Regions from separate parts of the Homo sapiens genome. Here region 1 is linked to region 2. A link is a loop called in an ENCODE intact Hi-C map of the cell type or tissue named here. Cell type or tissue: dorsolateral prefrontal cortex. All regions are shown on one strand. Region 1 overlaps CLASP2 (cytoplasmic linker associated protein 2). Region 2 has its middle 11 kb from the start of PDCD6IP-DT.

Evidence for each region. Hi-C counts contacts between places; a loop is a spot of excess contacts. Peaks named below come from ENCODE experiments on the same cell type or tissue, not always from the same donor. Only the 100,000 strongest peaks of a DNase experiment are listed, where the experiment ranks them.
Region 1: it touches region 2 in a loop (5-fold over the local background); 101 of 110 quality-filtered maps call a loop at or near these places.

What each region holds. Positions count from the first base shown.
Region 1 is chr3:33,634,742-33,637,241 of GRCh38, reverse strand. All of the region lies in intron 8 of CLASP2 (cytoplasmic linker associated protein 2), which reads left to right. Among named protein-coding and RNA genes, the nearest start is that of CLASP2, 82 kb to the left of the region's middle. In dorsolateral prefrontal cortex, CTCF peaks have their summits at 811 and 1,012; no DNase peak of the experiment used is centred here; H3K27ac peaks cover 1,310 bases.
Region 2 is chr3:33,786,159-33,788,658 of GRCh38, reverse strand. No RefSeq gene overlaps it. Among named protein-coding and RNA genes, the nearest start is that of PDCD6IP-DT, 11 kb to the left of the region's middle. RefSeq lists a silencer at 1,139-1,198. In dorsolateral prefrontal cortex, CTCF peaks have their summits at 868 and 1,067 (motif pointing right); a DNase peak (open chromatin) is centred at 1,088; H3K4me3 peaks cover 810 bases.

The sequences.
Region 1 (2,500 bases), 150 kb after region 2:
ATGTTATCTGTAAAACAGTTTCCTCATCAGTTTTTATCTCTGTGACTTTGACTTTTTGGAGTCTAGGCCAGTTGTTTTTTAAGATTGTCTTGTGTTCTGTATTTGTCTCATTTCTTTGTGATGTTATTTATTTCTGTAGCTCTTTTATTTTCTGTAAGTTTATTAACCTATATATTCACTTCCTTTTAGTCAGCTTACCTACGTATTTAAGTTTTCTCAGTTGTCCTAAGAATATTTTTTATAGCTTTTAAAATTCAAACCAGGATATACTTATTCTCTCTTGGATAGTTGGTAATTTACTGTTTATTTCTCAGGTGATTTTGTCTTTAAACAAAATTTTTGGCCAGGCATAGTGGCTCACACCTGTAATCCCAGCACTTTGGGAGGCCAAGGTGGGTGGATCACTTGAGGTCAGGAGTTCAATACCAGCCTGGCCAATATGGTAAAACCCTGTCTCCACTAAAAATACAAAAATTAGCTGGGAGTGGTGGCACGTGCCTATAGTTCCAGCTGCTATGGAGGTTGAGGCAGGAGAATCGCTTGAACCCAGGAGGTGGAGGTTGCAGTGAGCTGAGATCACACCACTGCACTCCAGCCTGGCAAGAGAGCGAAACTCTGTCGCAATAAATAAACAAACAAAAATTTTTTTCCTGACTTTAGCCAGCTGTCTTTTCATATCTTCTATATATATTCAGAATTTTTTATATTCTCATTCATCTTTCTTTTATACCTGTAATTGCTGTTTAGTTAATATTGAATTTATGTTGGAGAATTGTGTTATAGTTTTTTCCTTCTTGGTAGGTGTTTTTTTTAATTTTAGGGAGTTACTTTTATCAGCAGAAAATATTTCTGTTCCTTTGTTTTCTTATTGGAGCACAGTATAGATGTCAGATTATTTTGTTTATGATGATATATTGGATTTTCATAGACCTCAAGTAACAAGTAGATTCCGTGGGGCCAGGAAAAAAAGGTTTGCTTAGTTTTTAAGTTTAAGAGGGCCCTCTTCTGTTGGTATAGTGAAATGCACCTTCTTTACTACGTGATTTGTTGGGGGCTTTCTACTTCTGATTCTGTGATTACCATCTTATTTGAACAGAGCCCTTATTTTTTGTTTCTTCCTTTTCTTTATCCACCAGGATTCAAAAGGATACCTCCCACTTCTAATTGCTATTTACTTCTTGTCCTAGAGAGAACCTTAGTTGGTGTCTACGTTATACAACTAACTACCAGGATTCTTTTCTACACAGTTTCCTCTGATTTTTTTCAGTAAGGGCTCTGTAGTTAACATTGCTTGTCTTGGATGTTTATATTTTCCTCAATTACTTGAAATGAAATTTGAAGTGTTATTTGTCTCTTATTTGTATTAAAAGCAAGGGCTATGGGTAATTTTATTTGCTCTCTGTGGGTTTTGGAATATTTGTTTGTATATTTGATTTGAGTTTGGATGCCTATCATTTTCCTAAGGGAAGTAGAATGTCTACTGTAAGTTTTAATACTGGATAAGGAAAAACTTTTTTAAAAAACTGAATAATCCATTGTCTCTGCATTTTGTTGAATTTTGGGACATTATTATTGAATAGTTTCTACCTTCCCCTTTGATCTGAATCACTTCTTTTTCATATATCAAAATTTCTTACATTTGTGGGTCTGTTTTTGAACTTTCCATTTTATTTATTTGGTTAGTTGGTCTATCCCTGCACTAAAACCTAATTCTCCTAGTTATTTCAGCTTTGTAAGTCTTGTTGTCTGATAGCGTAAGTAGCCCCTCTTTTCTTCTGCAGGAATGTTTGGCCTATTGCTCTTCCAGACAGATTTTAGAATCCGCTTGACAAGTTCCACAAGAAACCTTTTTGGAAGCTTGATTATTATTGCAACACCTAGGGAAGACTGGACACTTCATGATACCATTCCTTCTTGTTCATGAGCCTGCAATATCTCTCCGTTTATTTCATTTGTAATTTTTTTTTTTCTTTTTTGAGACAGAGTCTCGCTCTGTCACCCAGGCTGGAGTGCAGTGGCACGATCTCAGTTCACACTCACTGCAACCTCTGCCTCCCAGGTTCAAGCGATTCTCGTGCCTCAGCCTCCCAAGTAGCTGAGATTACAGGCACACACCACCACTCCTGGCTGGGTTTTTTTTTTTGGTATTTTTAGTAGAGACATGGTTTCTTCATATTGCCCAGGCTGGTCCCAAATTCCTGAGCTCAGGCAGTCTGTCTGGCTCAGCCTCCCAGATTACAGGTGTGAGCCACTGCGCCTGGCTCTCCATTTATTTCAGTGCTTTAATATTACATTAAAAATTATTATTTTCCCAAATTTTTTCACTCTTTCAAATTTCTAACTTCGTTGCTAGTGCTTAGCAATGAAATCGATTTTTGTATATTGATTTTATTTCCAGCTACCTTAGGAAGTTGAATTTTGAATGATTTTACTATATAGACAACTAAAATTATATATATTTATTGTGTACCACATGTTTTGAAATATGTATCCATTGTAG
Region 2 (2,500 bases):
TATGTCCACTATACCTTGGGAGTTGTTGTCAGCCATCTTATAACTTTGATAGGGAATTAGTTTGATGTCCCAGAAGCCAGAAAACGGAGTTAGAAAGAAACTAGGTGGACGATGATATCTCTGAGATGCTGAGTCAAACCCCAGGTGAAGTCCACTCTATTTCTGGGATCTCGGTCCATTGCCTAATAAATCCCCTCCATTGTTCAAACATGTTTGAATTGGGTTTTTTCATCGTTGTTCTTTACAAATGACTGCATCCTAATTGATACATTAAACAAACAAAAAATCATTAGAAAACACTCCTAAATTCCTTTTTTTTTTTTTTTTTTTTTTTTGAGACAGAGTCTTGCTCTGTTGCCCAGGCTGGAGTGCAATCAATGGTGCGATCTCAGCTCACTGCAACCTCCGCCTCCTGGGTTCAAGCGATTCTCCTGCCTCAGCCTCCCGGGTAGCTGGGATTACAGGCGCCCACGACCATGCCCGGCTAATTTTTGTATTCTTAGTAGAGATGGGGTTTCACCATGTTGGTCAGGCTGGTCTTGAACTGCTGACCTCATGATCCACCCACTTCAGCCTCCCAAAATGCTGGGATTACAGGCATGAGCCACCGTGCCCAGCAACACTCCTAAATTCTTAATGATGGCATTACTGGATTATAGAATATGTGCATTTTAAATTTGGGTATATGTTATCATAGATTATCTTCCAATTTTTTGCACGATTTTTTATTTCCAGTAACAGTTTTTGATAGTTTTCTTATACCCTCACTGACACTAAATTCTGTCCTACTTTTTAATATTTATTAACCTGTTAGATGAAAAGTAGTGTATCATTGTACTTTTAATCTTTAATGAATGAATTGTGAGTGAAATCAAAACTCAACATTCAAATTGATTAGGTGTACACAGTACATCATGTTTTCTACGTGTTTTTGTCCTTCCATGTTAAGTTCAGGAACAGAGTCCAAAAGATCAATCCTGCTTATAACTGACTTTAAGAAAGATAGAAAACTACTCCAGTCCAAACAGCCCCCAGCCTCTGCTACCTCTGCCCCACAAGGTGTCACTGTTGAGACACAGAATATCTACTACAGCACGACCTTTCGCAGGATGGAGCTATTAAAATTTAAATGCTCTGGGCTGGGCGCGGTGGCTCGTGCCTGTAATCCCAGCACTTTGGGAGGCCAAGGCAGGTAGATCACGCGCTACTCGGAAGGTTGAGGCAGGAGAATCGCTTGACCCCGGGTGGCGGAGGTTGCAATGAGCCGAGATCACATCACTGCCCTCCAGCCTGGCTGACAGAGCGAGACTCTGTCACCAAGAAAAAAAAAATGTAAATGCTCTGACAATCTATGGTTCCAAAGTTACAAACACAAAGGGCTTTTTTCCTAGGACACATGTGTGATGCTAGAGTAAAATTTGTAGGAACTGAGCTAGAAACTTGTTGTTGCTGCCAGGATTGTTAAGTCCAGGTAAGCAGTCCAGGCTCCCCTCTCCATGGCGAATTTCTCCTGTCTTTTGCTGCTGCCACGTCAGGTCAGGGCCATTCCAGTCCAGAGGTGATATAGCAATATTAACCCTCCTAAAGGAAGTGATCAGGGGTCTCAGTAACTGCCTTCCCAGAAGCTTAGTCTTTGGGAAAATTTGCTGACTTTCTCCCAGCAGCCTTTGAACTTCATGTACCAAAGAAAATGATGAAAAGAGCTTCATTGTCAATTCCCACATGTCCAGCTACAACCTTCCCCTGTGTTTCCTTACATCTACCTAATTAAAATGATCCCTCGGTATGTCTCCCAGAACAGAGGGCTATTAGGGGATCTCCACTAACGGAGATGCTTTACTTATTCGAGGCAGTTCAGCCCAGTGGATAAGAATGTCTGGAATCCTGACTTCCAGAGTTTAAATTCTAACTACAATATTTATCAGCTGTGTCACTCACTCTAGGCCGTTCACTCAACGTCTCTAAGCCTCAGTCTTCACACCTAAAGATGATAAAGAATACTACCTACCCCAAAGGGCTATCATGGGAGTTAAATAAAATACATTAAATACCTGACAGGCTGCCCAGAACACAGTAAGTACTCAATGTTAGTTACTGTTGCTTTTTTTTTTTTTTTTTTTTTTTGTAATTTTATCACTATCATTGCTGAAAGCCTCTTTTTTTTTTTTTTTTTTTTTTTTTTTAATAGTAATGGGGTCTTGCTTTTTGCCCAGGCTGGTCTTGAGCTCCTGGACTCAAGTGATTCTCCTGCCTTAGCCTGCCAAAGTGCTGGGATTACAGGTATGAGCCACCATATCTAGCCAAAAGCCCTTCTTTGTATCTCCTCAATGTTTAGAAGTAGAAATAGTTCATCTCTAGAAAGAAAACATTCTATTAATAAATGATGGACAGAGTGCAGAGAGTTTTTTTTCTCACCAAATCTCATTTCACTTCCCCAAGTCAACCTCTTACCAATAACGGCCACTTTTTATATGATAAATTTAATATGATATCTTGCTGT